2 separate regions of the Homo sapiens genome follow, and region 1 is linked to region 2. The links are chromatin loops, found by intact Hi-C in ENCODE. Cell type or tissue: transverse colon. All regions are shown on one strand. Links, peaks and the distances in the headings refer to the core of each region. The heading gives the core; the rest is flanking DNA.

Evidence for each region. Peaks named below come from ENCODE experiments on the same cell type or tissue, not always from the same donor. Only the 100,000 strongest peaks of a DNase experiment are listed, where the experiment ranks them.
Region 1: it touches region 2 in a loop (16-fold over the local background); 2 of 110 quality-filtered maps call a loop at or near these places.

What each region holds. Positions count from the first base shown.
Region 1 is chr17:59,303,176-59,314,119 of GRCh38, reverse strand. No RefSeq gene overlaps it. Among named protein-coding and RNA genes, the nearest start is that of YPEL2, 23 kb to the left of the region's middle. RefSeq lists an enhancer at 2,786-2,855 and a silencer at 2,838-3,132. In transverse colon, for the core only: a CTCF peak has its summit at 2,942 (motif pointing left); no DNase peak of the experiment used is centred there.
Region 2 is chr17:59,363,018-59,371,017 of GRCh38, reverse strand. The region is part of intron 2 of YPEL2 (yippee like 2); the gene reads right to left. It overlaps MIR4729 (microRNA 4729), which reads right to left and starts at 4,935; the gene lies at 4,864-4,935. RefSeq lists enhancers at 375-874, 875-1,376, 3,827-4,596, 4,597-5,366 and a silencer at 2,976-3,270. In transverse colon, for the core only: no CTCF peak of the experiment used is centred there; a DNase peak (open chromatin) is centred at 3,977; H3K4me3 peaks cover 1,197 bases; H3K27ac peaks cover 7,920 bases.

The sequences.
Region 1 (10,944 bases), core at 1,698-9,697, 59 kb after region 2:
TGAAACCCTGTCTCTACTGAAAATACAAAAATTAGGTGGGTGTGGTGGCCGGCGCCTGTAATCCCAGCTGCTCAAGAGGCTGAGACAGGAGAATCGCTCGAACCCAGGAGGCAGAGGTTTCAGTCAAGATCGCACCACTGCACTCTAGCCTGAGCAACAGAGCAAGACTCTGTCTCAAAAAAAAAAAAAAAACAAAAAAAACCTGGGTTTGAATTTTAGTTTCGTCACTTGCTAGCTCTGTGATCTTGGGCAGATTCATAATCTCTTCAAGACTCAATTTTCCTCATCTGAATATGGTACTGGGATATAGTATCAACTTCGAAGGGATAGCAATGAGATACAATAGTTCTTATTCACCTCACATGATCATGCCACTTTTACACACCTGTTAGAATAGAAAGAATTATTTAAAGTAGTTGGGCCAGGCATGGTGGCTCACGCCTGTAATCCCAGCACTTTGGGAGGCCGAGGTGGGCAGATCACTTAAGGTCAGGAGTTCAAAACCAGCCTAGCCAACATGGTGAAACCCCATCCCTACTAAAAATACAAAACTTAGCTAGGTGTGGTGGTGTGTGTCTGTAATCCCAGTTACTCGGGAGGCTGAGGCAGAAGAATCGCTTGAACACAGGAGGTGGAGGTTGCAGTGAGCCAAGATGGAGCCATTGCACGCCAGCCTGGGCAACAGAGCAAGACTTCATCTAAAAAAAAAAAAAAAAAGCCAGGTGTGGTGGCTCACGCCTGTAATCCCAGCACTTTGGGAGGCTGACGTGGGTGGATCGCCCAAGGTTGGGAGTTCGAGACTAGCTTGACCAACATGGAGAAACCCCATCTCTACTAAAAATACAAAATTAGCCAGGCATGGTGGCACATGCCTGTAATCCCAGCTACTCAGGAGGCTGAGGCAGGAGAATTGCTTGAACCTGGAGGCAGAGGTTTCAGTGAGCTGAGATCGCACCATTGCACTCCAGCCTGGGCAAGAAGAGTGAAATTCCATCTCAAAAAAAAAAAAAAATAGTTGGACTTCTTTATTCTATTCAAAGTTTTTTTTCTTTGGTGTCAATCTTCGTTTTTCTTAACTGATACTGCTGCATAAAGTGAGAAGATGGATTTGTTTGTGAAGGTGGCATTTCACATGACAGTCACCAAATTATTCCCTTGAGATCAGCAATAAGATTCTAAGGCCGGGCGTGGTGGTTCACACTTGTAATCCCAACACTTTGGGCCGCCAAGATGGGAGGATCCCTTGAAGCCAGACTGGGCAACAGCAAGATCCTATCTCTACAAAAAATAAAAATAAGAAAATTAGCTAAGCGTGGTGGCACACATCTATAGTCCCAGCTATTTGGGAGGCTGAGGTGGGAGAATCACTTGAGCCCAGGAATGCAAGGCTACAGTGAGCTATGATCATGCCACTGCACTCGAGCCTGGGTGATGTAATGAGAACTAAGTCAAAAAAAAAAAAAAACAGAATTCTAGGAAATTCATCATTTTAAAGGCTTCTTTGCTTATTTTGCCAAGGCAGTACTTGATCAGATGCTTTTTAAAATTAATAGACCATTTTAGGCCAGGCGCAGTGGCTCATGCATGTAATCCCAGCAATTTGGGAGGCCGAGGCGGGCAGATCACCTGAGGTCATGAGTTCAAAACCAGCCTGGCCAACATGGTGAAACCCCATCTCTACTAAAAATACAAAAATTAGCCGGGCGTGGTGGCGGGCACTTGTAATCCTAGCTGCTCAGGAGGCCGAGGCAGGAGAATTGCTTGAACCCAGGAGGCAGAGGTTGCAGTGAGCCGAGATCATGCCAGCCTGGGTGACAGAGTGAGAATCTGTCTCAAAATAAAATAAAATTAAATTAAAATTAATAGACAAATTTTAGAGTGGTTTTAGATTTACTGAAAAGCTGAACAGCATATAGAGTCCTCATATAACCCTGCCCTTGACATAGTTTCCTGTATTATTAATATTGCATATTAGTGTAGCACATTTGCTATAATTATGCAGATTTCTTTAGTTTTTACCTGATGTCCTTTTTTCTGCTCCAGTATCCCAGCCAGGAGACGACTTTACATTTAGTTGCCATGTCTCCTTGGGCTTCTCTTGGTTGTCATAGTTTCTCAGACATTCCTTGGTTTTGATGCTGTTTTCTTTTTTCTTTTTTTTTTTTTTTTCCGAGACAGAGGCTCGCTCTGTCGCCCAGGCTGGAGTGCAGTCGCATGATCTCAGCTCAAGGCAACCTCCGCTTCCTGGGTTCAAGCGATTCTCCTGCCTCAACCTCTTGAGTAGCTGGGACCACAGGCACTCGCTGCCACACCCAGCTAATTTTTGTATTTTTAGTAAAGATTGGGTTTCACTGTGTTGGCCAGGCTGGTCTTGAATGCCTGACCTCAGGTGATCCATCTGCCTCGGCCTCCCACAGTGCTGGGATTACAGGCGTGAGCCACTGCGCCCAGCCAGTTTTGATGGTCTTGACAGTGTTGAGAAGTTCTCATCAGGTATATTGCAGGCCACCCCTCTATTAAGATTTGTCTGATGCTTTTCTCATGACTAGACTGGGGTCATGTGTGTTTTGGGGGGATGACACAGAGGTAAAGTGCCATTTTCATGACATCATATCAAGGGTACATACTATCAATATGATTTATCAGTGTTGATGTTCTCCTGGATCACCTGGCTGATTGTCAGGTTCCCCCACTGTAGTGACTCCTCCCAGTCCTTGTCATACTCTTTGGACAGAAGTCACCATGCAGAGCTTACACTTAAGGAGTGAGGAGTTATAGTCCCCTCCTTTGCAGTAGAGTAGTTACATAATTTATTTGGAATTCTTCTGCATGGGAGATTGATCAACTGCTTTAGTGTGTAAACCTACTGTCACCATCCACCAAGTCATAACAATCTATTTGGTGGCGCCCTTAGCCCTGTATTGTCCAGATTAGAACTATAATGGGGTCTAGGGAGACCTCTCGTGGTAAAATAAGGGCATAACTAGCCAGCTACACGCTCTCATTTTATGCCATTGACTTTCCTTTAACGCAGTGGTTCTCAATCAAGGGCAATTTTGCCCGCCAGCCCCAGGGAGCATTTGACAATATGGGGAGAAATTTTTGGTTGCCACAACTTTTGGAAAGCGATGTTATTGGCACCTAGCAAGTGGAGACGGAGATCCTGCTAAACATACAGTGATTAAGACACAAACAACAAAAAATTATCTGAGCCAAAATGTCAATAGTGCTGAGGTTTAGAAACTCTGTGATTAACAGCTTTATAAAAGTTACAGATAATGTTCAAAGGGATACATTATAATGTGAAGGAGGAAAAGACCTTATTTTGTGAAGGATGAATTCTTAAAAAAAAAAATACAGCTGGAAGGGTAGCAGAATATGTCACACCAAAATATGCCATTTCAGCATATTAACTATGTTGAGCTGAAGACAATTGAGAAGAAGCAAATACAAGGAAAACTCTCTGCCATCCCCGTATTTGTCTAAAAGCAGGTCATAAATTTGTAAAGGTGGCGCCTCTCCTGAGACAGAGTCTTCCTCTGTTGCCCAGGCTGGAGCGCAGTGGCACCATCATAGCTCACTGCAGCCTTCATCTCCCAGGCTCAAGCGATCCTCCCACCTCAGCCTCCTGAGTAACTGGGCCTACAGGTGTGCACCACCAAGCTGGGCTAATTTTTCTATTTCTTGTAGAGACTGGGTCTCCTTATGTTGCCCAGGCTGGTCTTGAACTCCTGGACCCAAGTGATCTGCCTGCCTCGGCCTCCCAAAGTGCTGTGATTACAGGCATGAGCAACTGCTGGCCAATTTATTTTTGAGTCAGGGCCTCACTTTGTCGACAGGGCTGGAGTGCAGTAGTATGATCATAGTTCATAGCAGCCTTGAACTTCCAGGCTCAAGGAATCCTCTCTCCTCAGCCTACCAAGTTGCTAGGGGCTACGGGCACTTGCCATCACACATGGCTAATTTTTTTTTTAATTTTATTTTATTTTTGAGGTAGAGTTTGGCTGTTTTTGTTTGTTTGTTTGTTTTTTTGTTTGAGACGGAGTTTCGCTCTCGTTGCTCAGACTGGAGTGCAATGGCGCAATCTCGGCTCACTGCAACCTCCACTTTCCGGGTTCAAGCGATTCTCCTGCCTCAGCTTCCCGAGTAGCTGGGATTACAGGCATGCGCCACCACACCCGGCTAATTTTGTACTTCTAGTAGAGACGGGATTTCTCCATATTGGCCAAGCTGGTCTCGAACTCCTGACCTCAGGTGATCTGCCCACCTCGGCCTCCCAAAGTGCTGGGATTACAGGCGTGAGCCATCATGCCAGGCCTGGAGTTTCACTCTTGTTGCCTAGGCTGGAGTGCAATGGTGCAATGTCTGCTCACTGCAACCTCCGCCTCCCAGGTTCAAGCAATTCTCCTGCCTCAGCCTCCTGAGTAACTAGGATTACAGGCGCCTGCCACCACACCCAGCTAATTTTTTCGTATTTTGAGTAGAGACGGGGCTCTACCATGTTGGCTAGGCTAGTCTTGAACTCCTGGCCTCAAACGATCCGCCCACCTCAGCCTCCCAAAGTGCTGGGATTACAAGTGTGAGGCACTGCACCGGCTGCTAATTTATTTTTATTTTTATTTTTTTTTGAGACAGGGTCTCACTCTGTCGCCCAGGCTGGAGTACAGTGGCGTGATCTGGGCTCACTGCAGTCTCCTCCTCCCGGTTTCACGCCATTCTCCTGCCTCAGCCTCCCAAGTAGCTGGGACTACACGTGCCCGCCACCACGCCCCCCTAATTTTTTTGTATTTTTATTAGAGACAGGGTTTCACCGTGTTAGCCAGGATGGTCTCGATCTCCTGACCTTGTGATCCGCCCGCTTCAGACTCCCAAAGTGCTGGGATCACACGTGTGAGCCACCGTGCCCGGCCCCGCTAATTTTTTTCTTTTTCTTTTTTTTTTTTTGAGACAGAGTCTCGCTCTGTCGCCCAGGCTGGAATGCAGTGGCGCAATCTCGGCTCACTGCAAGCTCCGCCTCCCGGGTTCATGCCATTCTCCTCCCTCAGCCTCCCGAGTAGCTGGGACTACAGGCGCCCGCCACTAAGCCCGGCTAACTTTTTGTATTTTTAGTAGAGACGGGGTTTCACCGTGGTCTCGATCTACTGACCTTGTGATCCGCCCGCCTCGGACTCCCAAAGTGCTGGGATTACAGGCGTAAGCCACCGCGCCCGGCCAGGCCATGCTAATTTTTAAAAGTTGGTTTTTCTGTAGAGATGGGGATCTCTCTATGTTGCCAAGGCTGGTTTCAAACTCTTAGCCTCAAGTGATCCTCCTACCCAGCCTCCCAAAATGCTGGAATTACAGTAGTGAGCCACCCCACTCAGCCCATTTTTTTAGCCCATAATTTTCTTAATGATAATTTTTAAAAACTACAAACAATTTTGAGAGGGAGAAAAAAACCACCTCCAGTCCTATTACAACTACAATCCACAACTATTTTCAGTTGCACCTGACTTCCTATATACGCATATTTCTATGTTGTTGCAATTAATAAATATAACCACTTATATTCTGCTTTTTTTCACTGAATTGAATATTTGAAATATTTTTCGTGTTCCTAGTGTCTCCATATATATACATATATATATACATATATATATGTATATATGTATTTCTTCTCTCTTTTTTTTTTTTTTTTTTTGACGAGGTTTTGCTTACGTTGCCCAGGTTTGAGTGCAGTGGTGTGATCTTGGCTCACTGCAACATCTGCCTCCCAGGTTCCAGCGATTCTCCTGCCTCAGCCTCCCAAAGTAGCTGGGATTACAGGTGCCCGCCACCATGCCTGGCTAATTTTTGTATTTTTAGTAGAGATGGGGTTTTGCCATGTTGGCCCGGCTGGTCTCGAATTCCTGACGTCAAGTGATCCACCCACTCGGCCTCCCAAAGTGCTGGCATACAAGTGTGAGCCACCGTGGCCTGCCTACGGTGTTATTCTGATTTGTAAAGGTTGATATAAAGGAATAGTATATTCATGTGTCATGTGTCCTATTTCCAAGTTTTTTTTCTTTTTCTTTTTAACTTTGTTTTTTCTTTTTTTCTTTTTTTTTTTTTTGAGACAAGAGTCTTGCTCTGTCGCCCAGGCTGGAGTACAGTGGCGCCATCTTTGCTCACTGCAACCTCCGCCTCCCGGGTACAAGCGATTCTCCTGCCTCAGCCTCCGGAATAGCTGGGATTATAGGCGCCCACGACCACGCCCAGCTAATTTTTGTATTTTTAGTAGAGACGGGGTTTCACCATGTTGGTCAGGCTGATCTCAGACTCCTGACCTCGTGATCCGCCTGCCTCGGCCTCCCAAAGTGCTGGGATAACAGGCGTGAGCCACCGCTCCCAGCCTTAACTTTCAATTCTTACTGATAAATTGAAGTTAAATTTTTTTTGCAAAAATCCTGAAATTTATTATTTCTTTTTCCATTTGTACTTAGAAAGTTATCCCTTTTTAGAATTAAATACCTACACGTTTCCTTCTAATTTTTTTTAATTTCATTTTTTACATATAATTATTTAAAATCTGGAATTTGGGTGGGACGTAGTGGCTCACGCCTGTAATCCCAGCATTTTGGGAGGCCGAGGTGGGCGGATCACCTGAAGTCAGGAGTTCAAGACCAGCCTGACCAACATGGTGAAACCCCATCTCTATCAAAAATACAAAAATTGGCCGGGTGCAGTGGCTCAAGCCTGTAATCCCAGCACTTTGGGAGGCTGAGGCACATGGATCACAAGGTCAGGAGTTCGAGACCAGCCTGGCCAAGATAGTGAAACCCCATCTCTACTAAAAAAAAAAATACAAAAATTAGCCGGGCGCGGTGGTAGGCGCCTGTTAGTCCCAGCTACTCAGGAGGCTGAGGCAGGAGAATCGCTTGAACCTGGGAGGTGGAGGTTGCAGTCAGCCGAGATCATGCTACTGCACTCTAGCCTGGGTGACAGAGCGAGACTCCATCTCAAAAAAACAAACAAACAAACAAAAAATACAAAAATTAGCTGGGAGTGGTGGCAAGCGCCTATAATCCCAGCTGCTTGGGAGGCTGAGGCAGGAGAATCGCTTGAACCCAGGAGGTGGAGGTTGCAGTGACCCGAGATCGAGCTGCTGCACTCCAGCCTGGGTGACAGAGCAAGACTCCACCTCCAAAAAAAAACAAAGTCAAATATAGAAAAGTTGAAAGAATTGTACAATGAACACCCAGATAAACTTTAAAATCATCTTGCAAGGCCCAAATGAAAACAAAAATGAACCCCTAAAAAAATTCTCTTTGAGAATTTGATGGAATCTACATGAGCAATTACTTTGATAATATCTTTATTCTAACCAGATTCTCCTTCAAAAATATGGTTTATTTTTCCACTTACTCAAGTATTTTTCTTTCTTTCTTTATTTGAGACGGGATCTTGCTCTGTTGCTGGGGCTGGAATATAATGGCATGATGATGTCTCATGGCAGCCTCCCGTGCTCAGGCAACCCTCCTGTCTCTGCCTCCTAAGTATCTGGGACTACAGGGGCACACCACCACTCCCGGCTAATTTTTTAATTATTTGTAGAGACAAAGTTTCCCTACGTTGATCAGGCTGGTCTGCAACTGCCAGGCTCTTGCAATCCTCCTGCCTTGGCCTCTCAAAGTGCTATGATTACAGACATAAGCCATGGTGCCCAGCCTCAAGTATTTCTTTGTGTGTGATATTTTTCTTTTTGTTGCCTTGGTAGAAAGAGTGCAGAGAAAAGTTTTCTTATGAAATTTTCACTGGTTATTATGAGGCCTTTGGGTTACAAATTAATGTTAAAAATGAGGGGTATACTAGACTCAAAGAAGAATTGTTAATTAATTCACTCATCATGACATCTATTGCGCATATGTTGTATGCCAGGTTCTAATGACACCTGAATGAATGTGTCCATTTCTTTATCCTTGGGGAGCTGATGGACTCTTGGAAAAATAAGGCTGGGCGCAGTGGCTCACGCTTATAATCCCAGCACTTTGGGAGGCCAAGGCGGGCAGATCACCTGAGGTCGGAAGTTCGAGACCAGCCCAACCAACATGGAGAAACCCTGTCTCTACTAAAAATACAATAAATTAGCCGGGCGTAGTGGTGCATGCCTGTAATCCCAGCTACTCGGGAGGCTTAGGCAGGAGAATTGCTTGAACCCGGGAAGCGGAGGTTGTGGTGAGCCGAGAGTGCGCCATTGCACTCCAGCCTGGGCAACAAGAGTGAAACTCCATCTCAAAAAAAAAAAAAAAAGGAAAAAGTAGATGGTCAAAAATATTACAAATCTGGCCAGGTGCGGTTTCTCACACCTGTAATCTCAGCACTTTGGGAGGTCGAGGAGGGCGGATCACTTGAGATCGGGAATTCAAGACCAGCCTGGCCAACATGGTGAAACCTTGTCTCTCCTAAAAATACAAAAATTAGCTGGGCGTGGTGGCGCATGCCTGTAATCCCAGCTACTAGGGAGGCTAAGGCAGGAGAATCCCTTGAACCCAGCGGGTGGAGGTTGCAGTGAGCCAAGATAGCACCACTGCACTCCAGCCTGGGTGACAGAGCCAGACTGTGTCTCAAACAAACAAACAAAAAAGTTACAAATCAGGACAATAAAATGCCATAAGGAAGGTTGGTAAGGCTCCACCAATAATGTGATATTTGGTACACAATACAAAGTTTAAAAAAAAATTTTCACCAAGCAAAGGGGAAAGTGCATTCTATGGAGCAGAAAGAACTTGTGTAGAGATAGGGGAAGTTGGGACATTTCTTTCTGAGGGCTGAGGTAGAACACATGGGGATTGATTGGGAGGTGTTGAATAGCACAGAGAATGGTGCGTTTGTTTGATGCAGCTGAAGTTCAGGGTATTTGGAATGGGGGTGGATTCTGGAAAGGTAGGTCGTTAGGAAAGGTAGGTAACATGTTAAGGAGTTTGAACTTTATCACAAAAATAACAGAATGAGCAAAGGTTTTGAAGCAGGAGTTCTAATCGGAATTTGTTTCATTGCTGTGACACCAAGGATGGCTTGGAGTGGGAAGAGAAGAGGCTGGAAAGGTGATGGGAGTCAGATTGTGAAAGGCACTGCATGCCTGAGAGCTTAATCTGCCATTTGAACCTTAGCCTGAAGGAAGGTTCAAATAAGTCATAAAGTAATAAAATACATTGGGATGGGCCAGGCACGATGGTTCACACCTGTAATCCCAGAATTTGGGAGGTTGAGGCAGGTGGATCACTTGATGTCAGGAGTTTGAGACCAGCCTGGCCAACAGAGTGAAACCCCAACTCTACTAAAAATACAAAATTAGCCAGGTGTTGTGGCAGGTGCCTGTAATCCCAGCTACTTGGGAGGCTGAGGCAGGAGAATCGCTTGAACCCAGGGAGTAGAGGTTGCAATGAGCTGAGATTGTGCCACTGCACTCCAGCCTGGGTGACAGAGCAAGACTCCGTCTCGAAAACAAAAACAAAACCCCACATCGCAATGATGAACAGCACAGACAGTAATAACTGCAAATGTTCAGAGGAGGCAATTATTATCACAGGAAGATAATCTTGTCCTTGAAGTCAGATCTGGGTAGGAATTCCAGGTCTTCCACTCATCTGTCATCTGTGAATACATTTTATAGCCCTTTGAGCCTCACTTTATTGACCTATAATAAAATAATGAGGCCAATAATACCTATCTAACTACCTGTTATGAGGATTAAATAAGAAAAACCTGTTAAATGCCAAATACATAGTAGGTATTCAATAGACATTATTTCTTTTTCTATTTAAGTTTTATTTTAAGTTCAGGGGTACATGTGCAGGTTTGTTATATAGGTAAACTTGTGTCATGGGAGTTTGTTGTATAGATTATTTTGTCACCCAGGTATTAAGCCCAGTACCCATTAGTTATTTTTCCTGATCATCTCCCTCCTCCCACCCCCCCACCCTCTGAAAGGCTCCAGTGTTTGTTGTTCTCCTCTATGTGTCCATGTGTTATCATCATTTAGCTCCCACTTATAAGTGAGAACATGTGGTATTCGGTTTTTTGTTTCTGCGTTAGTTTGCTAAGGATAATGGCCTCCCACTCCATCCATGTTCCTGTAAAAGACAAGATCTCATTCTTTTTTATGGCTGCATAGTATTCCATTGTGTATATGTGGCTCAAGGGATCCTCCCGCCTCAGCCACTGGAGCCACATTTTCTTTATCCAGTCTATCACTGATGGGCATTTAGGTTGATTCCATGTCTTGGCTATTGTGAATAGTGCTGCTATAAACATACATATGCAGATCGGGTGCAGTGGCTCACGCCTGTAATCCCAGCACTTTGGGAGGCCGAGGCAAGTGGATCACTTGAGGTGAGAAGTTAGAGACCAGCCTGACCAACATGGTGAAACCTCGTCTGTACTAAAAATATAAAAATTTTCTGGGCATGGTGGCAGGTGCCAGTAATCCCAGCTACTTAGGAGGCTGTGGCAGGAGAACTGCTTGAACCTGGGAGGTGGAGGCTGCAGTGAGCCAAGATTGTGCCATTGCACTCCAGCCTTGGCAACAAGAGGCAAAACTCCATCTCAAAACAAAACAAAACAAATAAAATAAAATAAAATAAAGCAGAACATACACATGCATGTATCTTTGTAATAGAATAATTTATATTCCTCTGGGTATATACCCAGTATTGGGATTGCTGGGTCAAATGGTATTTCTGTTTTTAGTTCTTTGAGGAATCACCACACTGTCTTCCACAATAGTTGAGGTAATTTACACTCCCACCAACAGTGTATAAGCATTCCTTTTTCTTTGCAACCTCACCAGCATCTGTTATTTTTTGACTTTTTAATAATAACTGTTCTGAGTGGTGTAAGATGGTATCTCATTGTGGTTTTGATTTGCATTTCTCTAATGATCAGTGATGTTAAGCTTTTTTTCACACGATTATTGGCCACATGTAT
Region 2 (8,000 bases), core at 1-8,000:
CTCCCAGTGTGCGGAACTCTACTCTAGTAAGGTGGGGGCACACATGCTCCTGGGGAAAATAAAACAAAAACAAAAAAACAAAAAAGGGCCACTGCACAGGGTCACTCCCCCTGACCCAGTTGGACTACACATTAATTGGGGCTTCTGAGCCCTGCTGACTCTTGAGTTCCTCTTGTCTGGTTTCAGCAGAGAAGGGAGTTAATCAGCAAACAGCTTAAGGAAGGATAACTCTCTGCCCCTGCTGAGGGCCACCTGTGCCCCTCCTCTGTGTGCCATGGCTCGATGGGCCAGCAAACCCTATTGAAACAAACAGCAAAGAAACAAGCCGAAGCAATCTGGGGTGCCATGTTTGGTCCCAGTGTAAGACGCCAGGAACAGGGGGTTACCTGGAGATTTCAAAGCGAGGCAGACAGTCTGAGAAGGACCAATGGAAGGGCTTGTGTTGGGTTCCTCTGTTTAGTCAAAGCAAGAAATAGGTTGTGTGATACAGCACTTAATGGTAGACCCTGAGATCAGGCCTGAATTTACATTCTAGCCTGCCTGGCCTGAGGACCAGTGAAAACCAGAATATATGACAGACCGTTTTGCTGCTATTTCATTTGTTCTGACCTGATAATAAAAATCAGAATCATTAAAAAATAAAAATAAAAATTCTGGCTGGGCGCAGTGGCTCCCACCTGTAATCCCAGCACTTTGGGAGGCCGAGGCGGGCGGATCACGAGGTCAGGAGATCAAGACCATCCTGGCTAACACAGTGAAACCCCGTCTCTACTAAAAAATACAAAAAATTAGCCGGGCATGGTGGCAGGCGCCTGTAGTCCCAGCTATTCAGGAGGCTGAGGCTGAGGCTGGAGAATGGCGTGAACCCAGGAGGCAGAGCTTGCAGTGAGCCCAGATCGCGCCACTGCACTCCAGCCCAGGCGACAGAGCGAGACTCCGTCTCAAAAAGAAAAAAAGAAAAAAATTCTGGTTCTGCCATTTCCTAGCTGGGTCTCCTTGGTCAACTCAATCTGTCTGAGCCTCACATTCCTCATCTAAAAATGGAGACAACAGTAGTACATCTCTCTTTGGATTAGTCTGAGGCAAAAGACATGATTCACATATAACATGCCTAGCACAATGCCTGCCCCTTAGTAGACACCCAGTAAAATGATGGCTATTGTTAGGATAATTAAAAGAAGGCCTCCAAAGAGCTGTTTCCTTTTTCAAATAAAGGTCAGTCAAAACCACTCTTTGGACCTCCAGGGAACTACTACAAGTGTAAAGTGCTGGATGGCAGGCAGCGGACATTAGGGACAGCACGTGTATCTTCCAAGTACTGAGAACGCTTGTCCTAGAGCTGTGGCTCCCAAATATTAGTACTGGTTACATCAGACCGGGACAGGGATACTCGTTAAAATACAGATCCCCAGTGGGTCTGGGACTAGGGTCAGGCGAGCCAGAAGGCTGGAACATGAAATTTAAGGAGGCACTGTTTGTGGGGTGCTGACCCTGTACTGTACAACTCTGAGAGTGAGTGTCTCCTTAAATCTTGTGTCCTAGGTGACCTGCTTCCCTCGGCCATCAGGGCCCTGATTCCACAACACTCTCAGACCCTCAGAAAAGGAATCTGTGAGGTGGGGTCTGGCAATCTGCCTTTGTATCTCAGGTGATTCTGATGTACTGTCAGATTTGGGAATCACTGTCCAAGAATCCCCATTTTCCAATGCCTGTTTCAATGATTCTCTAAATACATAAAGACTGCAGAAGCTACTTATTTCCACCTTCACTTGGCCGTATTCCAAACCTCATGGCTACACCAAAGCCACTGGAATTCTGCAACTGAATTCTCTCTTTAAATTTAGAGAAAAACTCATCAACAGGGAGTTGCAATTGCCCGCTTTCAATGATTTGGGGAGCCTTACTCAAGAAGCCAGGAGTGTCAGATGAGACAGAGGGCCCAGGACCTGCAAACCCCCAGACCTCCATGAACTAACAAAGGCCCTCTTCTTAGAGTTATGACTGCCTGCTGTTTGCCAGTGATCTACCTGCTTGCTATTTAGCTGAAGGCACCACCAAGGAGGGACCCAGCCTGACTATTTTTAAACAGCTATGGCATGTTATCAATGCCCACTACTCCACAACATCAACATTGTATAATCACACAAAGCTCAAGGATACATGGTTTACAGAAGCTAAAGAAGTTGATTTTCCAAAATAGGCTATGTTTTATTCTCATCCAATCTCAATAAAATCCTATCACTCCTTTGCTTAAAACCTTTTAGCAGCTCCTCACAGCATCCAGAACTCTGTCTAAACTCCTTAGTTTGGCCTTCTAGGCCTTGCATGATCCACCCTGACCTGCTTCCCTAAAGCACAGACTCCCCATCTGTCTTCCCTGTGGTCCCTGGACTTGGCCTCGTGTCATGTTTCTCTGTCTCTGCTCAGAATGGACTCCTCTTGTCTTCGTCTTCTTGTCCACTTAGTAAATGCTTCTAAACACTCATCTTAGTAAACATTCATCCTGCTCTTTACCCTCATAACATCTGGAACAATCACTTACAGTGAAACAATGACTGTGTTTCACTACATTTTATCACTGTTTATCTATTTGCCTTCCCCATTAGATCATAAGCTACTTAAGGGCAAGAATTCCAGGCAAGTGCACGGTTCACGCCTGCAATCCCAGCACTTTGGCAGGCCAAGGCGGGCTGATCACTTGAGCCCAGGAATTTTAGACCACCCTGGGCAATATGGAGAAACCTCATCTCTACAAAAAATAGAAAAATTAGCCGGACATGGTGGCGCATGTCTGTAGTCCCAGCTACTCAGGAGACTAAGGTGAAAAGATCATCTGAGCCTGGGAAGTTGTGGCTGCAGTGAGTTGTGATCATGCCTCTGTACTCTAGCCTGGGCAACAGAGTGAGACTCTGTCTCAAAAAAAAAAGAGAATTTCATCCATTTCTGTATTTGTATCCATTTCTGTATCCCCAGTGCTTCATACAGTAGGATTTAATATATGCAGGGTGATGAGGGAGGTTAAGTGACTTGCTCAATGCCACACTGAAAATTTAGCACAAAGCCAGGTCTGGAGCAGAGGTGGCTTGACCCTCATTCAAGGCTTTTCAAATGGTGCCACAGACTCTCCTCAGCAGGGCCCCACACTGTCTTCCCATTACAGTGATGACACTGTAGGAAACTATGTGCCCTATCTGGCTTGATCACCTTGTAACCTATGGTGGGAACCTGTGGGTGCTAGACGGCTGGGGCTGAAGTCTGGCCTATGGAATAGAATTCTCACCAGGGTGTCAATTAAGACCTTGTCAATTAGCACAGTGCCTCAACCCCTACACTCTTCATACAAGCCACCATGCTGGTTTGAGATTCCTCTTGAAATCACAGAAACCTATTTCTCCAACACCCATTTCACAACAGTCATTCTAATCATCTTACCTAGGGTTAAGTAAACCAGTCCAAGGGCCTAATTGGGCCTTTCACCTGTTTTGCAAATAAAGTTTTTCTGGAAAACATCCATGCTCATTTGTTTATATATTCTCTGTGGCTGCAGATTTGAGTGGAGACCCTATGTCCAGCAAAGCGTAAAATACTATCTGGCCTTTATAGAAAAAGTTTTGCAGACCTTTGGATCTAGCCCAAAAAACAGGGAATCAAGACTGCAAACAGCCCCTCCCTTCTACCAAGGGACTGGCTGCCCCTACTCTGGAAGTTAGTGAACCAACTGGCTTTTGAATGAAGTCATTTCTTTTTTTAGCCCTGGTTACAGGCCTGGGATCCAGGAGGAGATTTTGCCTGTCAGAGGCACACAGGGACCTGCAACACCTAGCACATGGCCTGGCACATAATGGCACTCAATTAATGTTTACTGAATAAATAAACAAAGACATGAGAAATCAGCCAGGCTGAGCCTCGAACAAAAGTCCATACTCCTCCTGTCAGTTTCAAGGTGGCCAGTCACACAGGTACCTGGCAGCAGCCGGGTGACCTAGATTTGTCAGACCTTATCTTATTGGCTTTCCTTTCTCGTGTATTTACCCAGCACCTGCCCCCACGATGCTCAGAGCAGGTTGGCCTCTTGTTTTTATAGAGAAAGAGATGGACAGGGAGGAACTCTCCTCCCACACAGACACACTTTGTGTTTTTTCTTTTTTTCTCCCGCTGCGGGAAGAATCAAGAAATATGGGGGCTTCGAGCTTCAAAAAGCTCCATGAAGTCTAGTTTCACTGGCTTCCTCTCTCCTCAGGCTTCCTAGGTGAATGTTTCTGGCATGAACCTTAACGGCCCTCTCAGAGTTGTACCTGTCGTTTGGAACATTTGGCATCTGAAGGGGAAAGGCCAGCTGTGGATAAAGCTGGCAGCTTTCAGAAGGTCAGGAATGTAAACAAAGCAGCCCCCACCCAGTGGGGAGAGGCCTGGTCCTGAGAATACAGACATTCCTCCAAAGATGCATCAGAGAACAAGGGGCTGCCCGACTCGGCTGGGCTAGCTCAGGCCGACTCTGCAGGGGAGGACAGGGACCATCAGGGAAACAAAAGGCACTTCAGCCTCTCATGAAAATTAGGCAAACTGAATGGAAAGCACTATGGAAATGCTGGTTTTTCAGCTGCCCCGGATAACCTTAGGGGCCAGGCTCAGGAAGGAGATCCTTGTTGCTGCTGCCACCAACCGCTTTTTCAGGTGCTGGGTCTTCCAGGAACCAAAGGGTACCGTGTGACAGGCTCAGTGAAGGCAAAGCTTGCATCTGTTTGCCACTGTAATTCCCAGGGTCTAACACGTAAGAGGAGCTCACACAATGTGGAATAAATGACAGGGCCCTCTGCAGGAGGGTTTGCTCAGGGATTTTTTGTTTTGGTGAGGAAACACTTTTCTGTTTCCTCATTTATCTGCTGGGACGCTAAGGTCACAGTTAGCTTCCCAACAGATAAATGAGGAAACAGAAAATTGCTCTTGGTGGAGCCAACCCTAACAAGAAGGAAAAGGAGCTCCTGGGCCCCCAAAGATAGAGAATTTTCCTTTTGATGATCATAATTTACCCCTTCAAAGACCCAAAGGTGTCAGGGGCTAAAGGGGAGGGGAGAACTAGTGCCACCTGCTCCACCTCTTGACATCACTGTAGTCTGGAGGGGAGGGAGTTTATGGACTGATTAGATGTTGTTGTTTCTAGCGGCAGCTGGCAGAGCCATCTCCTCCTCTCTTCCTCTCCCCCTCCTCCTCCAACTCACTGTCCAGCCACCAGCAATAAGCCAGGGAGAGGAGGGAAACAGCTAAAGCTCCCCTTGGCTGGGCAGCCCTTACCCCAGAGATAATACTCTGGGTCACCAGGTCAAACCCTCCTCTCAGCAGCTTTGCTGAGTGCTTTGGAAACAAAGGTTATCAGAGATTCTCTTTTGGTTTTGTTCTTTCAAGATAAAGAAAGTGGTTTCTTTCAAAAGATTCCCCCCCACCCGAAGTGTCACAGAAGGAATCAAACTGACAAGCAACTCTCAGCTCCAGCTTCACTCTCCAGGCCAGGGACTTCTCTTCCAGCCGCCTGGGCTGCTGTGTCACAGCCAACTGAGGTCCTCGGGTGGGTCAGAGGCACAGTAACCACCTGACAGACTAAAAGGGAAGGAGGCAGGGACAGGCTTTTCCATTTACATTCTAGAGAGGCTTCGCTGCTGCCTGCAGGTAAGGCCCCAGAAAGCTGTGGTGGAAGGTGCTGCTGCTATTTCATCACCTCCTGAGACCTGCTGGTCCCCCTGGGATAAGGAACAAGCGATTCCATGAGGAGAGGCCTCAAAAGACGACAGATGACAACTGTAGGGCTCAAGGGCAACTGCTGAGACTCTCCAAAAACAAGGGCAACAAGCAAGAGTGCCAGGCTTGTTGGGGTGCCAGGCCCTAGTTCTGTCACTTTCCATTTGGTTTTCTTTAGTGACTATTCATAGAATAACACTAGCTTCCAACATTTATTGAGCACTTATCACGTGCCAGGCCCTGTGGTAAGAACTTCACATCAATAACCTCATTTAATTTCCACAAAAATCCTATCAGGTATCTAATATTACTATTATTCCCATTTGCCAGTGAGGCCATTAAGACGCAAAGGCGGATGGGCGCAGTGGCTCATACCCGTAATCCCAGCACTTTGGGAGGCCGAGGCCAGTGGATCACCTGAGGTCAGGAGTTCGAGATCAGCCTGGCCAACATGGCGAAACCCCATCTTCTACAAAAAATGAAATAAACAAATAAATAAATAAATAGCCGATGTGGTGGCAGGCACCTGTAATCCAGCTACTTGGGAGGCTGAATAGGAGAATTGCTTCAACTCGGGAGGTGGAGGTTGCAGTGAGCTAAGATCGTGCCATTGCACTCCAGCCTGGGTGATAGAGCGAGACTCTGTCTCAAAAAAAAAAAAAAAAAAAAAAAGACACAGAGGGATTACTTAATGTACACAGCTACTAAATGAATAAGCCAGGTGGTTGGGCTCGGAGTTATACCACGAGCTGCTATGTTATATGGCCTCATATCATCTTATGCTACTACATTAGACTCAGAAGACGCAGGGGGGAAGTAGAAGGAACTTTAAAGACAGTCTAACCTATTGCACTCATTTGGATAAATGAAGAAAAGGGAGAGCCAGAGAGATGAACAGTCTTGCCCAAGATCACAGCGCTTGACACTGTCAATCTTCCAGATGCCAGCCCTCTCCCAGGGCTATGTGCACCAGCTATGTGCAAAGTGGTGTGTCGGGGGAGGTGGCAAAGTGCAAAATCAAGAGGCCCTCAGTTTCTCTCTGGGCCTTGGTTTCCTAATCTGTAAAATGAGGAGTTGAACTAGAAACTCCAGGTTCAAAGGTACCTCCAGCCACAAAGTTCTGAGCATCTATGACTCCAGGACATTGAGAATCTTGTTAGGAAGCAAGACAATTATACATAAAAAGTGCACGCAACCATAACAACACAGACCATACCACAAGACAGTCATTAATTTCCAAATGAACAACCAGAGAGTGAGTTCTACAGACATTCAGAGCATCCTATAAGCCAGGAAGACTCACTAGAAGAAAAAAAGATGTGAACTGGTCTTCAAGAATGGGTAGGAACTGAATAGAGAGAGAGGAAAGGAGAAGGATTCACCAAGGCAAAGGAAATGACAGGAGGGAAGAAAGGGTGGGATTTGCCACAAGGATTACTGAGTAAGACCATAAAATAGGCAAGGCCAAAAGAACCTAGGCCACACTGCGAAGCGGTAGCAAAAAGTACATGAGCAGATCTGAATCTGAACCCATCTGGCTTCTTGGTAACCTGGTAACCTATGGCCTTAATCCCCACATTGAAAGGATGTTGTAAAATAAGTGATGGAGTAAGTAAAATACCTAAAGGAGTTCCTGGCACACAGTAGGTGCTCAATAAAGAGGAAAGTGTTCAGCTGGGTGCGGCGGCTCATGCCTGTAATCCCAGCATTTTGGGAGGCTGAGGCAGGTGGATCACTTGAGGTCAGGTCAGGAGTTCGAGAGCAGCCTGGCCAACATGGTGAAACCACACCTTTACTAAAAATACAAAAATTAGCCGGGCCTGGTGGCGGATGCCTGTAATCCCAGCTACTTGGGAGGCTGAGGCAGGAGAATTGCTCGAACCCAAAAGGCGGAGGCTGCAGTGAGCAGAGATCACGCCACTGCACTGCAGCTTGGGCAACGGAGTGGGACTCCATCTCAAAAAAAAAAAAAAGAAAAAAAAAAAGGGTAAGTCTTTAGGACCAGTGTGGTGGCTCACCTGTAATCCCAACACTTTGGGATGCTGAGGTGGGAAGTCTGCTTGAGGTCAGGAGTTTGAGACCAGTCTAGGCAACATAGCGAGACCCTGTCTCTCTCTCTCTCTATATATATATCTATATATACATAGAAACTAAGAAGGTGTTCAATCAATAGTAGCTAATAGCAGCAACATAGATTTTCCATCTTGTGTGTTTGTTACAACACCAAACAACCTTATCTGTAACATTCTTCTACCCTCCATGGTGAG